3 separate regions of the Mus musculus genome follow, and regions 1 and 2 are each linked to region 3. The links are chromatin loops, found by intact Hi-C in ENCODE. Cell type or tissue: heart. All regions are shown on one strand. Region 1 has its middle 78 kb from the start of Tab3. Region 2 overlaps Dmd (dystrophin, muscular dystrophy). Region 3 has its middle 32 kb from the start of Gm39523.

What was found. Hi-C counts contacts between places; a loop is a spot of excess contacts. Peaks named below come from ENCODE experiments on the same cell type or tissue, not always from the same donor. Only the 100,000 strongest peaks of a DNase experiment are listed, where the experiment ranks them.
Region 1: it touches region 3 in a loop (11-fold over the local background); 23 of 42 quality-filtered maps call a loop at or near these places.
Region 2: a loop joins it to region 3, with 5 times the contacts of the local background. A loop is called at or near these places in 3 of 42 quality-filtered maps.

The regions. Positions count from the first base shown.
Region 1 is chrX:85,492,415-85,500,414 of GRCm38, reverse strand. No RefSeq gene overlaps it. Among named protein-coding and RNA genes, the nearest start is that of Tab3, 78 kb to the left of the region's middle. In heart, a CTCF peak has its summit at 3,279; no DNase peak of the experiment used is centred here.
Region 2 is chrX:83,997,390-84,005,389 of GRCm38, reverse strand. All of the region lies in intron 43 of Dmd (dystrophin, muscular dystrophy), which reads right to left. Among named protein-coding and RNA genes, the nearest start is that of Gm46696, 120 kb to the right of the region's middle. In heart, a CTCF peak has its summit at 3,908 (motif pointing left); no DNase peak of the experiment used is centred here.
Region 3 is chrX:85,642,555-85,650,554 of GRCm38, reverse strand. No RefSeq gene overlaps it. Among named protein-coding and RNA genes, the nearest start is that of Gm39523, 32 kb to the right of the region's middle. In heart, a CTCF peak has its summit at 3,935 (motif pointing right); no DNase peak of the experiment used is centred here.

The DNA of each region.
Region 1 (8,000 bases), 150 kb after region 3:
GACTTCTATGGCCATAGAGGATTGCTGTGGCTAGTGTTTGTTTGTTTGGTTTGGTTTGGTTTGGTTGGCTTTTTGACTATTTTATTTATTTACACTTCAAATGTTGTTCCCCTTCCCGATCTCCCCTCTGCAACCCCCCTATCCCACCGCCCTCCCCTGCTTCTATGAGCGTGATCCCCCACCCACTCACCCACTCCCACCTCTCTGCTCTAGCATCTCCCTATTCTGGGGCAACAAGCCTCCACAAGACCAAGGGCCTCCCTCCCACTGATGCCAGATAAGGCAGGCCACGGACCCATCCATGTGTACTCTTTGGTTGGTGGTTTAGTCCCTGGGAGCTCTGGGTTTTCTGCTTAGCTGATATTGTTCGACCTATGAGGTTGCAAACCCCTTTAGATCTTTCAGTTCTTCCCTTAACTCTTTCATTGGAGTCCATTGGCTCAGTCCAATGCTTGGCTGTGAATGTCTGCATCTGTATTGGTCAGGTGCTGGCAGAGCCTCTCAGGAGACAGCTATACCAGGCTCCTGTCAGCAAGCACTTCTTGGCATCAGCAATAGTGTTGAGGTTTGGTGTTTGCAGATGGGATGGATCTCAAGGTGGGGCAGTGTCTGCTCTTTCCTTCAGTCTCTGCTCCACTTTTTTGTCCTTGTGTTTCCTTTAGACAGAAACAGTTCTGGGTTAAAATTTTTGAGATGGATAGGTTGCTCCATCTCTCCACTGGGGGCCATTTCTATCTACTGGAAATGGTCTCTACAGGTTCTGTCTTCCCTCTGTTGGGTATTTTGGCTAATGTCATCCCCATTGGATCCTGGGAACCTTTCCCTTCCCTGGAGTCTGGGACTTTCTAGTGGCTACCCCAAGTTCCCATCCCCTACTGCTACATATTTCTACTCATTTTCCTGACTCTCTGTACTTCTCTCTTGTTTCTCCCCATACCTGATCCTGCCCCCCCCTTTTCCCTACCCTCCCATGTTCCTCCTTCCTTCTACCTCCTGTGATTATTTTTACCCCTTCTAAGTAAGATGGAAGCATCCACACTTAGCTCTTAAGTGTTGCCTTGTGTCTTTCTTGAAGAGAGTCTTATGTAAGTGAATGAATGCACAAATAACATTTCTAGTTCCAGGTAAGCCCTAGTACACTTGAGAACCCACAGAATCATAAGGAAGATATTGACAGACACCAAGGTACAAACAGCAAAAGCCCATTCCTTGTGCTGGAGAGTTTAAAAACCACACACACACACACACACACACACACACCATTGATTTTAGTGACATGTCACCTGACTAAATATCCCCATATTATTAAGAGTTGGTAGATAAATTGGACACAGGGAGAGAAATCAGAGGTGAGTTTCTTGAAGTGACAGGATTAAGCTGAGTTGAAATGAGTAAAAGAAGTTGGCCACGCAAAGAAAGATCAAGAATATTCCAGACATGAGGCACAGGGTGATTAAAGATGTGGAACAGAGTCTTTTCTGGATTACTGGACTGCAAAGACCAAGGCAGGATGATTGGAGAGGTAAGCAACTGCTAAATTACACTGGTGCTAAAGAGTAAGAATGCTTTTGAATGAGGCTGATGGTAGGATAGGGTGGGAAAGAATCAGGAAGGTCCTGTTTGTAGTAGCTTCTCTGGTGGTGTCTGCAGAGACTTCTATACACTAGTGCACTTCATGTTGGAGTTCAGTTAATCATATTCTCAGCTCACAGCAATCATTATCCCAATTGCTCAAAGGTCTTCTGTTTTCTCTCTCTCTACCTTTTGTTGTTTGTGATCAAACTCCCCTCTTTCCCTGGTTCTTCCTTCTCATCTCACTGGATCGATGTATATCTGTTTTTAGAAAGAATACATGTAAAAACATGCACTTTATATTTTCACTTTAGAGCAACGCAGTGAGGCATATTCTACTTACAGTGATTATCTGGGGCAGGGGGACATCAAGTGTGCTCACTCTTTACTGGAGGTACTGATTTTGATTACTTGGACAGAAAATGATCTGATTACTATCCTTGCAACCCTCCCTTTTTTCTTCTTCCTCATTGTGTGTGTGCGCGCACTCGTGTGTGTGTGTGTGTGTGTGTGTGTGTGTGTGTGTGTGTGTGTATGAGCACGTGTATGTAAAGGTCAGAGCACGCACGTGTATGTAAAGGTCAGAGATAAATGAGCTCCTCAGTTTCCACCTTCTGTTTTGAAACAATGAGCCGGGAGCTTATCAGTTTGGCTGGAATGACTAGCCACCAAGAGCCAGAGATCCTCCTGTCTCTCTATCCCCAGGCTCTATCCTCAGGTGTGGAATTACAGGCATGTGCTACGTCACCATCACTATGCCTGGCATTTTACGTGAGTGCTGGAGACCAAACTCAGGTCTTCATTTTCATTCAGTGAGCCCTTTACTGACCAGGCCATCACATCAGCCTGATCTGGTTTTTAAAAAAATATGTGCCCAGTACTTAAGTTCACTTCCTGCTTAATGCAGTTACTAGAAAGGCATGAAGGGCATTTTTAGCTGGTTTTTCAGCTTTTCATTTCTGCCCCCAGGACAAGCCATAAAAAAAAAAAAAAAACAAAAAAAAACGATCAGACCATCTCCTTCTTTTAGAGGCAAGCACAGACATACCTATGGGGCTTGAGTGTTGTGGGTGGTCAACACATCCCTGTGATCTGAGGAGTTCAAGCAGTTCCTGATCCAGGGCAGATCAGAGGTGGAAAGAAATTCTCTCTTCAGCACACCACCAGAAACTACAGATAATAACCCACTCCTAGGTATTGCTTAGAATTGGCTTGGTCATGGAATACAAAGGTAAAACAACACACAAACAATAAACAAGTGTTATTCCTACAGTTCAGAACCATCTGTTATTGATTTTTAAATGCTCAAAATGTTGTAACTCAAAGGGGAAGAAAATCAAGCCTAATTTTCATAAAGATCTAAAACAGTCACCTGTCTAATCTCTCCTTTGAATCTGCCTGTGCAAGCTTGCCTGCCTATCTGTTTGAACAAGGGGAAACAGAGCTTGGGCGTGGGGGTGGATTACAGAGGGAGAAAACATATTCACCAACATTTCAGAGATACAGCCTGCCTATGTATATTTACAGTATACAGATAGATTTTTGTAGATGACTGTCCTTGTAAAAGGTAGCATGTGTATATTACTCATTTACAGTGACTGACGGTTATGCTGTCTCACATTTAAACAGGTACTCCAGGCCTGGGAAGTAGAACACAACCAGCAATTACCCAAAACTGTTCCAAAGGGAAAACATCAGTGCCCCCATCAGGGGAAAGCAGGAGATGCAAGGAAATATTCAGAGTATCCTGGTTTAAATATTCTAACCATACACTTTCATGACTCTGCCCATGTTCACTGTTCCCTGCATCTTGGAATATGCCCATCTTCTACTCTCTTCCTCCTAATTTGCATGCTTGTTGCATCTATGCAATACCAAGCTGAAGGCTAATTTGACTTCCCCTTATTGGAATATTTAACTAGCCTTTAAATGATAATTTCTCTACTAGTAAGCTGTGTCCCTCATTATTTTCTCATTTTTATTATGAATAAATAATTTATATATAACAAATTATGTGTACACATATATGTATATATACACATATATAACAATATGTATATGTATACACACATATAAAAACAATATTATTAAACAATAATCTTTTCCTTACCACTCTCTCTTTATAGCCATGGTAATTTTTATTTTACTTGCCTTTCTATTAATTTGTCTATTCTATGAACCACATGTAATTGGAATCATGTATTTTTCCTTTTGGCCTGGCTTGTTTCATTTGGCATAAACTTTCAATGTTCATCTGTGCTGAAGCACATATCAGAATTCCATTCCCAGGTCTCAGGTACATTCTAGAGGGTCCCCCCCCCCACTCATACCTTTTGAGGTTGCCTGTTTCCTTTCTTTCTGCTGGTCTTAAGGGATTCACTCCTGTTTCTCCCCAAAACCTGATCATGTTCTCCTTTTCCCCTCCCTGTTCTTTCTACCACCCAGTCCCCTCTCTTCTGTCCCCGTGATTGCTTTCTTCTCTCTCCCAAGTGGAAATGAAGTATTCTCACTTGGGCCCTTCAGCTTATTAACATTCTTGAGTTCTGTGGATTGTATCCTGAATATTCTATATCTTTGGGGCTAATATTCACATATTAGTGAGTACATACCATGCATATCCTTTTGGGTCTGAGTTTCCTCACTCAGGATGATAATGTCTAGTTCCATCCATTTGCCTTCAAAACTCATGATGTCCTCATTATTAATAGCTGAGTTGTATTCCATTGTGTAAATGAACCACATTTTCTGTATCCATTCTTCTGTTGTGGGACATCTGGGTTGTTTCCAGCTTCTGGATATCACAAATAAGGATACTATGAGCATAATAGAACACATACCCCTGTGGCATGGTAGGGTATATACCCAAGAGTGGTATAGCTGGGTCTTCAAATAGATCTATTTCCAATTTTCTGAGGAACCTTCAGATTGATTTCCAGAGTGGTTGCACCAGAGACCTGGGAGGTGAGAAACGCTCACGAATCAAAGCGAGGGACCTTAAATCAATTACCTAATAGTGAGAAGAAGGAACTTGTAGAGCCTACCTCCAGCAGAAAGACAAGACATAAAGTGGAGGAATGGGGTTCCAATCCCATAGTCAAAAACTCTGACTCAGAATTGTTCCTGTCTAAAAGAACCTCAGGGACAAAAATCGAGAAGATATTGAGGGAAAAGGTGGTTCAGTGACCTGTCCAACTTTGGATCCATCTCAAGGGGAGGCTCCAAGGCCTGACAGTATTGTTGTGCTTACAGACAGGGGCCTAGCATGGCTGTCCTCTGAGGGGCCCAACAAACAGCTGAAAGAGTCAGATGCAGATACTTATACCCAAACAATGGACAGAAGCTGGGGACCTCTGTGGTTGAATTAGAGAAAGGCTGGAAGAAGCTGAGGAGGAGGGTGATCCCATAGGAAGACCAGCAGTCTCAACTAGCCTGGACCTCCAAGATCTCTCAGACACTGAACTACCAACCAAGCAGCATACATTAGCTGATACAAGGCCCCCAACACATATACAGCAGAGGACTGCCTGGTCTGGGTTTAGTGGGAGAAGATGAACCTAACCCTCAAGAGACTTGAGGCCCCAGGGAGTAGGGAGGTTGGGTGGGGTGAGGGTTGTGTGGGGACATCCTATTGGAGACAATGGAGGAGGAATGGGATGAGGAACTGTCAAAGGGCAAACTGGGAGGGGGATAATGACTAGATTGAAAAAATTAAAGATAATTTAAAACAAAGAAAAAGATAAAAAATAATTTCATTACCCTTTAAGGCTAATATATATCATTGTATGTATATATCATGTTTATTTACCAATCTGTCAAAGGATGGTTTGTTTCCTTCTTTGCCTATTTGTGAATTTTTGCTTAGAACACTGGTGTTTGAGTTAGTTATTTTGGGTAATACTCAGAATACAATTGCTAGATCATATGGTACTTTTGTTGTGCCAGAAAACATTTGTGAAACCCCAAAAGACCACCAAGGAACCAAATCTGATGCAATTGCATTAGGGTCTCTTTATTCAAGCTTGAGCTTGCGCCATACCACTATTTCTGATGCCAGAGATGGGAAGGAACTTCTACCTAAGTTTTAGACAAGCATTTATAGATGCAAGAAGGGAGTATCTAGCCTGTTACACATCTGACTGGGGGTCATTATGTCCTTTAACATACTTGGCTGGTGCTGAGAGACAAAAAACCATAAAACTAACTTCTGTTTAACTTAACTTAACCAACTGATTGGTGGTTGTTAGGAAGTGAAGTGTGAGGGCAGGCTTGTAACCTGCGGGTGCAGATTTATTGGGGAATAACCAGGGAACTGTGCTAGACACAGGTTTTGTTGGGGGAGGGTAGCCTGGAAGCTGGTGTTAGACACAGGTTTTGTTGCAGTGGTAGGGTTAGCCTGGAAACTAGTGCTTGGTACCAGCCTGTTAATTTGAGTTCAACTTAGTTCTCTAAGATGAAGTCAGAACCCTAAAGATTTGGGGTCTTAATTTCATGATTATGTCTTTCATTTTTATTTCAAACAAACAAACAAACAAACAAACAAACAAAAACAAACAAGCAAACTGTACGAACAATAATTTAAGAACTACCTATCATCTGTGCACCTTCCCTGCCAGAGGAGAGCTTGCCTCCAGGAAGTGTCTGACCCTGGAACTCAGGTGAGATTGTCATTTTCTCAACCAACAGATTGGGAAAAGATCTTTACCAATCCTAAATCTGATAGAGGGCTAATATCCAATATATATGAAGAACTCAAGAAGTTCGACTCCAGAAAACCAAATAACCCTATTAAAAATGGGGTACAGAGCTAAACAAAGAATTCTCAACTGAGGAATACCAAATGGCTGTGAAGCACCTGAAAAAATGTTCAACATCCTTAATCATCAGGGGAATGCAAATCAAAACAACCCTGAGATTCCACTTCACACCAGTCAGAATGGTAAAGATCAAAAATTCAGGTGACAGCAGATGCTGGTGAGGATGTGGAGAAAGAGGAACACTCCTCCATTGCTGTTTGGATTGCAAGCTGGTACAACCACTTTGGAAATCAGTTTGGCGGTTCCTCAGAAAATTGGACATGGCACTACTGGAGGATCCAGCAATACCACTACTGGGCATATACCCAGAAGATGCTCCAACTTGTAATAAGGACACATGCTCTACTATGTTCATAGTAGCCTTATTTATAATAGCCAGAAGCTGGAAAGAACACAGATGTACCTCAACAGAGGAATGTATACAGAAAATGTGGTACATTTACACAATGGAGTACTACTCAGCTATTAAAAACAATGAATTTATGAAAGTCTTAGACAAATGGATGGATCTGGAGGATGTCATCCTAAGTGAGGTAACACAATCACAAAAGAACACACATGATATGCACTCACTGATAAGTGGATATTAGCCCATAATCTCAGAATACCCAAGATAAAATTTGCAAAACACATAAAACTCAAGAAGGAAGACCAAAGTTTGGATACTTCGATCCTTCTTAGAAGGTGGAACAAAGTACCCATGGAAGGAGTTACAGAGACAAAGTTTGGATCAGAGACTGAAGGAATGACTATCCAGAGACTGCCCCACTTGAGGATCCATCCCATAAACAACCATTAAACCCAGACATTATTGCAGATGCCAACAAGAGCTAGATGACAGGAGCCTGATGAAGCTGTCTCCTGAGGGGCTCTCCCAGTGCCTGACAAATACAGCCATCCATTGGATGAAGCACAGGGTCCCCAATGAAGGAACTAGAAAAAGTACCCAAGGAGCTAAAGGGGTTTGCAGTCCCATTGGAGGAACATCAATATGAACTAACCAGTACCCCCAGAGCTCCCTTGAACTAAACCACTAATCAAAGAAAACACATGGGGGACATGTGGCTCTATCTGCATATGTAGCAGAGGATGGCCTAGTCGGTCATCAATGGGAGGAGAGGCCCTTGATCTTGTGAAGGTTCTATGCCCCATTATAGGGGAATGCCAGGGTGGGAGTTGGTGGGTTGGGGAGCAGGGAAGTTGTGAGGGGGTAGGGTGTTTTTGGAGGGGAAACTAGGAAAGGGGATAATATTTGAAATGTAAATAAAAAACATCTAATTAAAAAAGAAAATAAAAAGAACTTCCTATCAAGTCAAGTGCTAGCACTGTGTCTTTCAACAATTCAATCTAATCAACCCAATCTAACCTCGTCTACTCTGAGCAACACACCAACTCCAGGATGAGGTCTCTCGAAATGTATGGTCTACTTTATTGGGTCTATAAGAGTATTACTTCAACTATTCATTTGTGTCACTTTAATTTTTGGTTATTTTGAATAACCTAACCTTTGCAGCATAAGGTCCCTCGTCTGCTCTCAAGTGTTAATGGTCTGTGACATATTCCTCTTCATGAGCATAGCACTTTCTATACAGGGAGGAGGATGCTTTCATCATT
Region 2 (8,000 bases), 1.6 Mb after region 3:
TTTGATTGTGACTGTGCCCTGATATTTTCCCTCTTGAAGGAAGAAACTGTTTTAGTGGAGCCCACAGTTAAGAGACTTTTAATTGTAAAAAGACTTTGAATTTTAAAAGAGATGGATATTTTAAAGAGATTGAAAATTTAAGAATATGTAAAGACTGTGGGACTTTTAAAGTTATTTAGAATGGGGATGAATAAGATTGTAAGGGTTGAGGCTTACTAGTGATGTTTTTCTGTGTCAAGTTGACAAGGGGTCAATTGTACTGGCTAGTTTTGTGTCAACTTGACACAGCTGGAGTTATCACAGAGAAAGGAGCTTCAGTTGAGGAAATGCCTCCATGAGATGCAATTGTAAGGCATTTTCTCAATTAGTGATCAAGGGGGAAAGGCCCCTTGTGGGTGGGACCATCTCAGGGCTGGTAGTCTTGGTTCTATAAGAAAGCAGGCTGAGCAAGCCAGGTGAGGCAAGCCAATGAAGAACATCTCTCCATGGCCTCTGCATCAGCTCCTGCTTCCTGACCTGCTTGAGTTCCAGTCCTGACTTCCTTTGGTGATGAACAGCAGTATGGAAGTGTAAGCCGAATAAACCCTTTCCTCCCCAACTTGCTTCTTGGTCATGATGTTTGTGCAGGAATAGAAACCCTGACTAAGACAATTTGCCATTTCTCATTTAGGTTCCTATAAAATTTTAAGATTTCATTTTTGTATATGGATATTACAAAAATAATGTACACATATTTTGGTAAGCCTGAATTACAGTTTTAATTTTTTAGGTAAGGCATTCACTGTGTAAAAAATAATGAGCATGCAGTGAAAAAGTAAATATGTTTACAGTGAAAAATACTTGTCCCACTTCCAAACCCCACTCAGTAGTTACACTTTCACAGTCAATGAAAATTTCATAATTTGAAATATTTATGGAGCAAAGCAAGAACTAAGCCAACACAGTGTTAGAAAGTGAGAGCTTTTCATTCAGTTTTACTGTTTTCAATATAGCCAATCCTTGTAATTTTACAGCTCTAGATTGACATTTTATTCTGTAACACACTGTTTATTTTATGGATCCTTAATCCTCTCTAGGTTGTGAGCCTGGTTCTCAGGCTACAAATGATTTTGGATTACTGCTTTTAAGTTTCTCACAATTTTTATACCAACAAAGTTTAGAAAACCATTCTTAAGGTTTTTATTGTTTTCTTCACTGTTGAAGTTTATTAATTCTGATGCTCCTGCACTCGCTGCTTATAATAACTTTTCATTTATTTTAATATGAAGTATTTTTAAAAGTTGGACAGCTTTTGAAATTTGATGAAGTCAATTCAGTCACTAAATACACTTTTACCATTTTTTAAGTGAGACAGCTATAATTTGCCTAAAATGACGTACAGGTTTCTCTGAAGCATCCCATTCACTTGAGAAAGGTTCAACTAAACTTTTCAGTAGGGTTTGGAAAATATCTATTAAGGCTTCAAGAAATAAATATTTTAAGCTTTATACTACTCATAAACTTTTATGTTGTACAGATATTCAGTTATAACTCAAATCCAGTGTTAGACTCAATGTAAGTAAATGGTGTGGGTGGATGTCAATAAAACTTTATTTTTAGAAATATGTGGTGACCCAGGATACAAACTCTGGGTAGGAATTAAACAACCTTTGATCTACAGGACTAAGACACATGTTCCAAGTCTGTCCTGTTGTATAGGACTATTTTTTGAGCCAAACTGTGACCATCTTCAGGAATTTTTCTGGGCCTAATCATCAGATGGGGTTGTGGCTTGTTCACTTTCTTTCTTGAAAGATGGTAATGGAAGGGTCACAGAAGCATCACTTGAGACTGAGACATCTGTACCAGAAAATTACAAGCAAAACTGACGTAATTGCCTGTGCCCTTGGAATTTTTGAGAAGTGATAGGCTACATAAGTGGGCAAGGATGATCCGAGGAGAACTACCTAGTCCTGGGGTAGTTATCAAACATGTTGTGTGCAGTATGACCAGCTTAAAGTCAAACATGCTTTTACCTGTGTGAGCTATTCATTCCTGGACATCCTTTGTGAATCACAAAACTGGTATGTCATTACGTTCTTATTTTTTCCTCTACATCTTTAATTTTCAGCTAATGATATGTAATGTAGATTATTTTAGGTTAACCTTTATGTTTCTCCTTTTGTATGATATTTTCTCCTATGTGCCTTTACAGTAAAATTGATATTAAATAAACCCTCTATACCCACTGCCATAGCCTTTTATGAGAGCCCCTGATACCTCAGCTTTCACATATAGCTGATCATCTTTCCTATTATTAGTTGATTATTACTGCAGGTAATTACTATACCACCACACTTACTTTCTGCTCCCAATATGGTCACTGGGCAAGTAAACTGTCTGTGCTACACTGGAGTGTTGAGCATCACAAAATTTGCAAAGCTTGCATTTATTTGGAACATGTAGGTATATCTAAGAATGCCTTTTCAACAATGACTTACTTTCTTTCTTAGTAATAGATCTCCCCAGAATACAGTTTGAGCTTCTTAGGAAAAGCACAATGACTACTCCATGTCTTATTGGCACATTCACATTCACAGTGCTGCTTTCGCCAAGTAGACAACAAATCTAGCAGAATAAAGCGAGTATGCTATAGGAAAAGATGACTTCTTTTTAAAAAAATATTCATTTATTTATTCATTTATTTTAATGTATGTGAATACACTGTAGCTGTCCTCAGACACACTAGAAGAGAGCACCAGATCCCATTACAGATGGTTGTGAGCCACCCTGTGGTTGCTGGGAACTGAACTCAGGACCTCTGGAAGAGCATTCGGTGCTCTTAACCACTGAGCCATCTCTCCAGCCTGAAAACATGATTTTTTTTCTTTTTTCTTTCTTTTTGTTTGATTTATTTCAGAAGCAGAAACAGGCTTGATTCAAATCAATTTCTGGATATCCCATGTCATTAGCTTTTAGAGCAATTCAAAGTCACATTTTTACCAGGAAAGAAAGAGACCACCCAAGTCATAGTTTATATTGCTCTTCCTCCTCTCCCTCCTCCCCCTTTTAGAAAGGGTCGCATTTTTCCCTTGCTGTCCTCAAATTCACTATGTAGTCAGGGATGGTCTTGAACTTCTGATCCTCCTGTCTCTACCTCTAGGAGTGCTAGGCATGTACCACCGTACCTGGAAAACATGATTTCTTAGTAAGCATTGTTCTTGGCCTTCATGTGTTCAATGTATTTTATAAAGTTATGGATGTATGAATAGCTTCCAAAGAGATTTTTACAGATTTATATCTTCTGTTTAGGAGCCATAAATGCTTGTGTTTTACATTTCATTCTTTGGAGTCTAAATACCTCAGAAAAATTTTTAAAATGCTGCTTGTACTCATTGGTGTTTTACAGAAGATAGAAATATTCTGTAGCCTATGGATGACAATATCATGTCTCCATTGTTTATATTAATACCAATTTTAGTCACTAATTATTTTTTTACCAATTCAAATTTGGTATAGAATGTATTACTACAAGAACCCACTGGAAATAATTTTTTAAAAAAATAATATTATTTTAGAAAATTGTTGATCTTGTTAATAAAAACACAAAATGGTTATTTAATAGAAAAATTAGAGAAATGAATCACATACTACAAACAATAATAGACGCTGCACAAGCCACCTCAGGTGTCACACAAATATGAGGACTTATGAATACTAAAGATTTCAAATCAGTGTTTCCGACTAAAACAAGATTAACAACATCAAGCATTCGATACATACTCAGTAGTGTTACTTAAAAATAATAGCTAAGTGGACTTGGGAAATAGTTTAAGGCACTTGGTGCGCTTGCAGAGGACATGAATGTGATTTCCAACTACAGGACAGCACGCAACCATATTAACTCTGGCTCTGGACATCTTGCGCCCTCTACTGGCCTTTGTGGGAACTGGGCACACAAGAGGTGAGCAGAAACGTAGGAAAAATACCGGTGCACAGAAAAGAACATAAAAATAATAATGATAAAACCTGATAAGTGCTGATAGCACCATTGACATACAAATACTTTAGGTTATTACTAAGAATGCAATAAATCTTAGCCTTATTTCTATTGTACTTTTACAACTTTGCAAGTGTTTGTAGATGGGTATCATAGGACTTTCCCTTTTCAGACACGTATATGAAAAAGACAGTTCATAGCTTTATGAATACGCTGATAAACTATTATTTATTAGATAAATTTATTAGATAAATTATTTAGATAAATTTATTAGATAAATTATTTATTATATAAATTAAGTTCTTTCACTAAAACTTCCTCCTCCTCCTCCGCCTCCTCTTTCTTCTTTCTCTTTCTCTCTGTGCGCACACACATGCATAGGTGTGTGTGTGTGTGTGTGTGAGAGAGAGAGAGAGAGAGAGAGAAAGAGAGAGAGAGAGAGAGAGAGAGAGAGAGAGAGAGAAAGAGAGAGAGAGAGAGAGAGAGAGAGAGAGAGAGAGATTGCTCTTCCTTTATGACTGTATCACTTTCAGTGCTTGTATGCTTGCTCTTTGCCAGTCTTATATGAATATGTGCATACTTAAGATTTTAGGAGAGAAGACTGCCTGGTCTAGCCTCAGTGGAAGAAGATGCATCTAATTCTGGGGAGATTAGAGGACTCAGGGAAGGGGAATCTTCCAGGTTGGGAGAGTGTGAGCACCCTCTTGGAGACAAGGGGTAGGGGGAATGGGATGTGAAATTGTGTGTGGGGGGACCAGGATGGCTGGAATGTAAATAAATAAAATAATTAAAGATTTTTAGGAGAATATTATTAAACACTATTTTGGTTTACAAAATACTTAATAAATATCCATATGTTTTATTTATGTTTATTTTTGAATGATCGTTATTTTCATCTCCCATTGACTTGATTGCTTAACAAGGAAAAAAGTGCCGTTGATATTATTGGTTTCTAGACATCTGGAAATTTCTCTTGCTCTTTTATAAATAATTTTGCCACAGTCCAAAGTTCTTTTAGACCAACAAAAGTATAAAGAGTGTGATATTTGACTGTTCCATCATGTTGGGAAAATATTTAGGGTATATTTCATTTTCAGACAAAAGAATGGATAATGTGAGCATATGCTAATGTTAGCCTAAAAATTATTCATCTTCAACATCTCGATTTGGCACAATTAGCACTCTGTAAAAATATCCAGGATAGTAAAAATAGTTTTCTATTAGTGAGCTTTAATGCTATGATAATATTAAGGTTTTTTTGAAAGATCAGTTATAAAAACTGAATCAGCAACCCTGATCAAATAATTATAATTTCTAAGAATTTAGGCTAAATACATTGAGAACTTGATAGATTCCTGGGTCCTTCCTTATAAATGAGGCTTTAACACCATTCTAATTTACACATTATTCAGATTGCACACCAAGTGAAGATTATGTGATATAGGAGATATCAGATTCTAAAAACTAACTTTAATTTGTCAGGACTTTCAAAATAATATCTTCATCTCTATTCCGAGGTGACACATGGAATACGTGTCTCAAGCTTACGGTAAGAACTGCTGCAATACGTTTAGGCCATAGACTTGTAAAGTACACTTGTAGGAATTGCAGATTTAAGTATCTAATTTCCTTAAAGACATGTTGGACTAGGTACTATTATATCCACTTTGCATATGAGAGTTTGGGAAGCAGAGCTGTATACTTCTACTCAGGTTCAAAAAGCAAAAATATATGTTGATATGTTGTGTCTCTTGTATCGTTCAGGTCACCAAACATCATCTATTGAAAGACAAGGAAACAGACCCCTAGAGTAGACTCTTGTGTTAGGTGCAAATAATATTGTTACAGGTCAGTTCTATTTCTGAGAATTATAATTTTATATTTCAAAGGAAAGGACTCATAAATGATATGAAGTTCTTGTAAAGTAAAATTTTATCATACATGCCATCTTCATAGACAATTCTCACGTTCAATTTCTCAAGACTTCCTATGAACATTCTAAAGAGTTACATTTGATTTCCATGTAATGGTGTTCTTCACATTATTCTCTGTTCTAAAATGTTTTTTTTTCTTCTACATTTTCTTAGAGTTATACCCTCTCAATTTGTATCTTTTTTCATATTCTCAAATAGAAATTCTTAATATTTTCTGTGTTCAAGCCTAACACATCTTTTGCTTTGATAATGGTATTCTCATTATTCTCTTTAAAATCACATTATTTGTATGTCAAAGGTTGACATACAAAACCTCTACATAGTTAACATATGTATCTTAATGATATCTACTTGTGAAATCAATACAATCCAAAACATAAAAATATCACTCACCGACAAAGGTTTTTCTCAATCTTTTCAGTTGTTGTTTGTGGTAGTCATTTATAATGTCAGGTATACATTATATACTTGATATTCATATGCATTGTGTTAGATAATAATAGATTTACATAGATTATCTTGTATAATTGAAACTTTGCTCTTTTCAATCGAGTATCTTTTATCTGTTCTGCTTTACATAAGTTGTCCAACTTTGATTTGAGTTGTTGCTATTGCTAGTAAACTATAGTTAATATTTTCTACGTCAGAAAAATTTATCAGTGACATTTTAATTTTCTTTAATAGATACCAAACAGGTAGTTAACCTATACTTTTAGAAATTGAATTAAAGTAGCCAAATAATTGATTTTAATACAAATGACAAGCATTCATTTTGTATTATTATATGCTTCAACAGAAACATGTTCTACAGATCAGTAATTTCATGTTTTATGATTTGATGTGCTAATATTTAAATGTTTTAAAATTTTATTTGCATAATGTTCCTATTTCTTTCTCTAGTTCATCCCTTGTACTATTTCTGCCAGATTCCATATGCATAGTCTTCTCTTTAAAGCCACTGTTGTTAAATTTAAATGACTGAACACATAAATACAGCTTGATAAGTCCACTTAGTGATGCCTATAAGTATATGTTATGAGGACTGAATGCTTGGTATTAGAAAACCCAATGATAGCAGGGTGTGGTGGTGCATGCCTTTAATCCCAGCACTCAGAGACAGAGACATGCAGATTTCTGAGTTCGAGGCCAGCCTGATCTACAAAGTGAGATCCAGGACAGCCAGGGCTATACAGAGAAATGCTGTCTCAAATAAACAAAACAGAACACAACAAAAGATAAGAAAACCCAATCATGGGCCTCACCCCAGAGGAAGATGTATTCACCCTCTCTCAGCTATAATGACATGCAAATATCAGCAAGTTATTTGAATCCATCGTTTTTATAATTGACATTTGCTAAATAGCATGATTTCCAATTCACAAAGTTTTTTAAAGAATTTTAAATTATATAATAAAGATGTTGAACTATATTAAGTATGGAATCAATGAAAATAATGTTCATAAGACTATATATAAATATGCATATACATATTTATATAATTGTCACATTTATATACTATCATTAAATTATAAAATAAACAATACACACATAAACCTTTCAAATGCACAGCTAAAATATATAACTATGAATGAGAAAGGATATATGGAAGTTACTTTAGAAACTTAAGGAGTTACAGAGACAAAGTTTAGAGCTGAGACGAAAGGATGGACCATCTAGAGACTGCCATATCCAGGGATCCATCCCATAATCAGCTTCCAAGCGCTGACACCATTGCATACACTAGCAAGATTTTGCTGAAAGGACCCTGATATAGCTGTCTCTTGTGAGACTATGCCGGGGCCTAGCAAACACAGAAGTGGATGCTCACAGTCAGCTAATGGATGGATCACAGGGCTCCCAATGGAGGAGCTAGAGAAAGTAGCCAAGGAGCTAAAGGGATCTGCAACCCTATAGGTGGAACAACAATATGAACTAACCAGTACCCCAGAGCTCTTGACTGTAGCTGCATATGTATCAGAAGATGGCCTAGTCGGCCATCACTGCAAAGAGAGGCCCATTGGTCTTGCAAACTTTATATGCCCCAGTACAGGGGAACTCCAGGGCCAAAAAGTGGGAATGGGTGGGTA
Region 3 (8,000 bases):
ATATCTTGCAGGCAGGACACCATTGTAGATCAAAGGGTTTGTGGCTGGGTTGGGATTCATATTTCTTCTTTGGTAGCATACAGTGTGTCTTCCTGTACCATGAACACTAGTCAGTAGGTATGAAAAGGCTCTAGTTAGGCACCAACTTGACTTCTCCATGTTCTGTGGGTTATGTAGATGTGTTCAGCAATTAGACCTCGTCTTCACTTTGTGGAGAGCAACCTATAGTTTTGGCAATAGCCTGGGTTGGTTCCAGGTTTCCATGGGACCCCTTTGGCCAACAATTTACTTAGATGTAACCCATTCCCAGTACTAGAAACTTTATTTGGTGACAAGAAATGGCCAATTGGGGCTCTGTTCCCCTTTAAGAATGTGTGTGTGTGTGTGTGTGTGTGTGTGTGTGTAGGCAAACCTGTATTTTCTTAATTAGTGATCAATGGGGGAGGGCTTAGCAGAGTATAGGTGGTGCTGCTATCCCTGAGTTGGTGGTCCTTTGTTCTATAAGAAAGCAGGCTAAATAAGCCATAGGGAGCAAGCCATTAAGCAGCATCCCACCATTGCCTCTGTATCAGCTTCTGCCTCTAGGTTCCTGCCCTGCTTGAACTCCTGTTCTGACTTCCTCCAACAGCAATATGGAAGTAGGGTCTGAATAAACCCTTTACTCCCCAAGTTGCTTTTTGGTAATGGTATTTTACCACAGCAATAGTAACCCTAACTAAGACAAATGGTATCGCTGGGTCTTCAGGTAAATAGATTCCTATCTTTCGAAGGAAATGCCCTGCTGCTTTCCATAGTGGCTGTACAAGTTTGCACTTCCACCAGCAATGGATGAGAGTCCCTTTATTCCTCCACATACTCACCAGCATGTGCTGCCAGTCTTCTTTTTTTTTTAATTTTCTTCTCGCTTCTTTTCTTTTCTTTTCTTTTCTTTTCTTTTCTTTTCTTTTCTTTTCTTTTCTTTTCTTTCCTTTCCTTTCCTTTCCTTTCCTTTTCTTTTCTCTTTTCATTTCTTTTCCTTTCTTTTCTCTTTTCATTTCTTTTTCTTTCTTTTCTCTTTTCTTTTCCTTTCTTTTCTCTTACTTCTTGTTTTAGACACTGTGACAGCTTAAGGATGAAATCTCAAATAGTTTTGATTTGCTTTTCCCTAATGGCTAAGGCTGTTGAACATTTCTTTAAGTGTTTCTCCAGTAAAGCTGGAGTTGTAGATAGATTTTAGTTAAATTTGGTTTTTATCATGGAACATCTCATTTTCTTCATCTATTTTGATTGAAAGATTTACTGGTTATTATAGTCTGGGCTGACATTTATGGTCTATTAGAGTCTGCAGCAATCTGTCCAGGCTCGTTTGCAGTTTTAGTCTTCATTAAAACATAAATTATAATTCTAATAGGTTTATATTATTATATTATATATTATATATTTTTTAATAATAAAAATATATTAAAGAAAAGATATCCATTTTTTCTAATGTTTCTTCAATGCCTGAGATTCTCTCTTCCATATCTTGTATTCTGTTGGTGAGGCTTCCTTCTATGATTTCTGTTTAAATTCCTAAATCTTTCCTTTCCAAATTTCCTTCAGTTTGGCGTTACTTTATTGATTCTATTTCCACTTTATTCATTCCCTCCCATGTTTGTGTTTTCATATATTTCTTTAAGGGATTTATTCATTTCCTCTTTAAAGACTTTGTGATGGCTTGCATATGCTCGGACCAGGGAGTAGCACTATTAGAAAGGGTGGCCCTGTTGGAATAGGTGTGTCACTGTGGGTATGGGCTTTAAAACCCTCACCCTAGCTGCCTGGAAGTCAGGATTCTGCTAGCAGCCTTCAGATGAAGATGTAGAACTCTCAGCTCCTCTTGCACCATGCCTGCCTGGATGCAGCCATGTTCCTCCCTTGATGATAATGGACTGAACCTCTGAACCTATAAGCCAGCCCCAATTAAATGTTGTCCTTTATAAGACTTGCCTGGGTCATGATGTCTGTTCACAGCAGTGAAACCCTAACTAAGACAGGCCTCTATTATATTCATGAAGGCTATTTAAGATCTTTATCTTGTGCTTCTGCTATGTTGAAATTCCCAGGGTCTACTGTTGTAGAGTTGCTGATCTGTAGTGGAGACATATATTTCTGGCTGTTATTGTGCTTTTATACTGACATCTAGGCATCTGGCATTGGGGAGATTATAATTCTAGTTATGATCTTGTCTCTGTCGGGTGAGTGTTTTGTTCGTTGGTTTATGATGTCCTCTCTGGTTCTTAGGAGAGTGTGGTAGCTATGTATTTCCTGATAGGAAATTGTTTTGGGATTCTGATAGGTACTGACACTGGGGGCTCCAGGTAAAATAAGTGTCTGGGTATAGGATGGAAATGAGCTTGGCAAGCTGAGGAAATCCACGTGAGGGTGTTCTACCTGGATCTGCTTAGTCCCCTAGGAATAGAGGCACAAGGTCTACTACAGAGCTGTGGATGTGGATGAGACTGGGGGATTAGATTTGAAGGAGTTGAGGGAGGCATGAAGATATGCAGTTAGGCTGCCTGTTTCCCTGGTTAGAGTGTCCTCCAGAAGTAAGTTTTCTAGTATCTTACTTTGGAAAGCACTTTGATGACATGTGATTGGTACCTAAACACCTATGCATATTTAATCTTGATGAGAGTTTGGGGATGAATATGCACTTGAAAATCATCATTACCATCAAGGCCATCCATATACCTCATCTTATCCACAGGTTTCTCATCTCTTAAGTTTTATGTGTATAAGAGAATTGTGAGCTATAAATTACATGCTGAATATTAAACTCACACACATCTCATGCTACTTGGCACTTTTCAAACCCTCAGTTCTTCATTTCCTCATTCCCTTAGCCAATACTAATCGCCACACTAGTTAGTGACTATGTTTGACTTTTTCCCTTTGGTGCTGTAAATCCAACCCCATGACCTTGTGCATGCTATAAGCACTCCACATCCAAGCTACACACTTGACTCTTTAGGATTCTCTATAATAACGCTATAAGAGTTATCATGCACTGTTGTCACACAAGGTAGGATTTCCTTCTTATTATAGCTGAATAACATTATTTCTGTGTATTTATGTGTATCACAATATCTCTATTTTCCATCAATGGACAGTGTATTACATATCTTTGCTACTGACAATAACCTCCCCTCTCCGTGCTAAACTTTTGTCTTGCTTGAGCTTGGGTCTTGTGCAAGCCGTCATAATCACTGTGAGTTCAAACACTGCCATCCACAGCCTCTGGCTCTTCCAGTTTTCTGACAAATCCCTTTTCCACAATGATCTCTGAGACTTGGAAGGAAGGGATGTGGGATGTGGAACAGATACCAGTTAGGGCTAAGCACTCGGTCCTCTTTTTCTCTGAACCTTGATCACTTGTGGCTCTCCGTATGACGTACCATCTCCTGCAAATAGGTTATTCTGAGGAGGCTTAAGAGATGCATTAGCTGATGGTCTAACTATAAGTTGTTAGAAGTCAATTCAATACAACGTCCATTTAACAGAAGCCTAGTCATTCTATTTAAAGGGTTGAGGGAAGAGATGTGGGAGGGTTTGGAGGGAACAAAGAAAATGATGGAATTATATTTTAATAAAAACTGAACCACCATGATAGTCAGCTCTCGCTCTCTGTCTCTATCTCTCTCACATTGAGTTTTCTTTAAAAAGCTAAAAGCTATCTTGATCTTTCAGATATTGGTCATTATACAATCAGCTTCTTGTGCCTTATTTTGTACATCATTTCCACTGAGTTATTGAGAGCGGGATGCTTATCGGCTTGCAACGTCATCATCTGCACCATGATCAAGTCAACATTTATTCCAGTTTTTGTAATGAGGCTTTGTTTGTAGCTATCCTAGAAATTCCAAGCCTTCAGCTCATTTTCTCTGAATAGATAGACATTTCTTTGTAAGCACTAGATGGCGCTCTAAGACCAAATTCACCTCATAGCAGCTGTGTCTATGTTGCTCTTTCAAGCACCAAGTCTACATTAGCTCCGAATCTGCAGATGATCTGTCATTCAGCACGATCTAGTGTACCTAAAGTGAATAGTTCATCTCTGTAGGCCTACACTTCAATCCAATACAGGCCCAGATGCCTCATCCACAGTCATTGGCCTATGCTCAGGCCTCGTCTTGCTGGTAACATTTCCAAGGGTCTACATAGTGAGTTGGAACCACCCTCATCTGTGTAGCTCCAATGGCAGGCAGTGACACATGCTAAAACGAGGGACCATTCTATTATAGTACATATGTCTGCCTGGTGCAAATAGAGGTCACATGAGTTTGTGTTTGGGCCTAGCCTGTTGCTGGCCCTCACTGCAGAAGACTCACCATTGAGCTCTAAGGCAAACTTCTGAGTTCACTCTTCTGCCTCATTTGACAGCAGATTCTTAGTCCCTATTCTACTGCTAGAGCTTGAGGAGAAGAGTGATCGTAGCAGACTCTTGACCATCTAAGGAGAATTCAGAGGATCAGGCCCATGACCCCAGTGGATGGTCTGGTGTGGAGTTCCACCACAGATGGCCTGGTATTGGTTTTCCTGTCTAAGGTATGGACTTAGTCCCTGCACTTTCTCCAAAAGAAAGGCATCTCTCGATAGAAGGCACAGCTTGGAGTTGAGGAAGGTATAGCTGAAGAAAGCCTTTGTAGTTTGCCTTCTGCACTGCAGCTTTTCTTACTATAGTATAGAAAAGCAAACACTACACATTTTCTTAGTTCTTTGGATGACAGCTTGGTACACTCGGCTGTTCACGGTTTGTTTTGTTTTCTTTTTCCTGCTGAAAGTCAGTTGCTGGAGCATCTTACTCTGCCTTCTTGGACCTGATCCAAAGTAGTTTTACTTCTTTTCCAATATGAGTACTTTTTATTTCTCAATCGTTTCAGCTGGCATTGCCTGTGCCATGCTGGATGGCAGTGGTGAAGGCAGCCATCTTTCATTCTGACTTTAGGCAATGTGGGAAAAAGAAAGCCCTGCGCACTGTCGGGAGGAATGTAAGTAGAGTCGGAGCGGAAAACAATATGGCAGCTCCATAAGGAATTAAAAATGTAACTATCATATCAGCATACCATCTCACTACTAGGTATTGATTCAAAGCAAATACTGTCAGTTGTGAGAGTTAGATGGGAGGACTGTGAGTTTGAAGCCAGTCTGTTTACCTGTGTGTGACAAACCAGCTCAGGGACTTGTTTCACTCATGAAGAATTAACTCCCCGGCCTATGAAGATTCGCGACTCTGGCCACATTATACAGCGTTTGCTCAGCACACAGTTGAGCTGTCCTTTTCTCCATTACCATCTCATTATTTGCAAAGAGGCATATTTTTTATTGGACATTTTCTTTATTTACATTTCAAATGTTTTCCCCTTTCCCGGTCTCCCCTTCGGAAACCCCCTATCCCATACCCCCTCCCCCTGCCTCTATGAGGGTGCTTCCCACCCACCCACTCCCATCTTCCCAACCTGGCATTCCCTTACACTGGGGCATTGAACACCCTCAGGCCCACGGGCCTCTCCTCCCACTGATGTCTGAAAAGGCTATCCTCTGCCACATATGTGGCCAGTGCCATGGGTCGCTCTAGTCCCCGGGAGTTCCGAGGGACCTGGCCTGTTGACAATATTGTTCCTCCATGGGGCTGCAACCCCCCTCAGCTCCTTCAGTCTCTTCTCTACTTCCTCCATCCAGGGACACCCGAGCTCAGTCCAAAGGTTGACTGCTTCTGTATTTGTCAGGCTCTGACAGAGCCTCTCAGGAAGCCATTTTTCAGGCTTCCATCAGCAAGCACTTCCCAGCACCCACAATAACATCTGGGTTTGGTGACTGTATATGGGATGGATCCTCAGGTGGGGCAGTCTCTGGACGGCCTTTCCTTCAGTCTCTGCTCCACACTTTGTCTCCGTATTTCCTCCTATGAATATGTTGTTCCCCTTCTAAGAAGCACTGAAGCATTCACATTTTGCTCTTCTTCCTTCTTAGTCTTCATATGGTCTGTGAATTGAATCTTGGGTATTCTCAACTTTTGGACTAATACCCACTTATCAGTGAGTACATACTGTGTTTGCTCCTTTGTGACTGAGTCACCTCACTCAGGATGATATTCTCAAGTTCCATCCATTTGCCTGCGATTTTCATGAAGTCATTGTTTTTAATAGCTGAGTAGTACTCCATTGTGTAAATGTACCACATTTTTTTTATCCATCCCTCTGCTGAGGGACGTCTGGGTTTTTTCCAGCTTTTGGCTATTATAAACATGGCTGCTATGAACATAGTAGAGCATGTGTCCTTATTCCATGTTGATGTATCTTCTGAGTATATGCCCAGGAGTGATATATCCAGGTCCTCAGGTAGTACTATGCCCAATTTTCTGAGGAACCGCCAAACTGATTTCCAGAGTGGTTGTACCAGCTTGCAATCCCACCAACAATGGAGGAGTGTTCCTCTTTCTCCACATCCTCACCAGCATCTGCTGTCACCTGAGTTGTTGATCTTAGCCATTCTGACTGGTGTGAGGTGGAATCTCAGGGTTGTTTTGATTTGCATTTCCCTGATGACTAAGGATGTTGAACATTTCTTTAGGTGTTTCTCAGCCCTTTGAATTTCCTCAGTTGAGAATTCTCACTTTAGCTCTGTTGCCCATTTTTTAATAGAGTTATCTGTTTCTCTGGAATCTAACTTCTTGAGTTCCTTATATTGGATATTAGCCCTCTATCGGAGGAAGGATTGGCAAAGGTCTTTCCCCAATCTGTTGGTTGCCTTTTTGTCTTATTGGCAGTGTTCTTTACCTTACAGAAGGCATAAGAGACATAAAACTGGGAATGTACCTCTCACAAGAGACATCATTTTCAGCTCTGAATTATTTGTGCAACTTAGTCTGCTACAGATGTGGAGAAACCTAGAAAGAATGCAACATTTGCCGTCTTTTTTTTCTTTTTTTATTATTTTCTTTCTTTACATTTCAAATACTATCCCCTTTCCTAGTTTCCCCTCCTAAAATCCCCTATCCCCTTCCCCCTCCCCCTGCTCCCCAACTCACCCATTCCCATTTCCTGGCCCTGGCATTCCCCTATACTGGGACATAGAACCTTCACAGGACTAAGGGGCTCTCCTCCCATTGATGACTGCCTAGGCCATCCTCCTGCTGCATATGCAGCTAGAGCCATGAGTCCCACCATGTGTTTTCTTTGATTGGTGGTTTAATCCTAGAGAGCTCTGAGCGTACTGCTTAGTTCATATTGTTGTTCTTCCTATGGGGCTGCAAACCCCTTCAGCACCTTGGGTCCTTCCTCTAGCTCCTCCATTGGGACCCTATGCTCTGTCCAATGGATGACTGTAAGCATCTACTTCTGTATTTTCCAGGCACTGGCATAGCCTCTCAGGAGACAGCCTCTCGGGAGACACAGCATTTGCCTTCTCTTAACTAACTCCATGGCTTGGTGTTCTTGATATGTCTTGTTTTCTGACAGTAGAAAATTTTCTTTGTAATTTGAGATGCTGTCTTTATTAAAGTCTTTGTGGATTTGCTTGAACAAAAGGACTTTTTCATTTTACTTCATGTTTGAATTAAGCATTCTTAAGAGCTCTGTGAGTTTTGGGGTGGCTTTATTCATTTATTCTTTTACTTATTTACCTATTTGTTTATTTTAGTAATTTTACATTTAATGCCTTACAATCAGAAAAAAATGTAGCTTATATAATTCCATTTCAGAAATTGCTTTTGGCAAACAATAGACATTTAAAAATAGTTGCTCCTTGTCTTAGTTAGGGCTTCCATTGATGTGTAGAGACACCATGACCAAGGCAACTCTTAAAAGAACACCATTTAATTGGGGCGGGCTTACAGGTTCAGAGGTTCAGTCTGTTATCATGGCAGGAATATGGCAGCATCTGGGCATGCATGATGCAGGAGGAACTGAGAGTTCTACATCTTGTTCCAAAGACAAACAGAGGACAGGCTCCCATGTAGCTAGTAGGAGGGTCACAAAGCC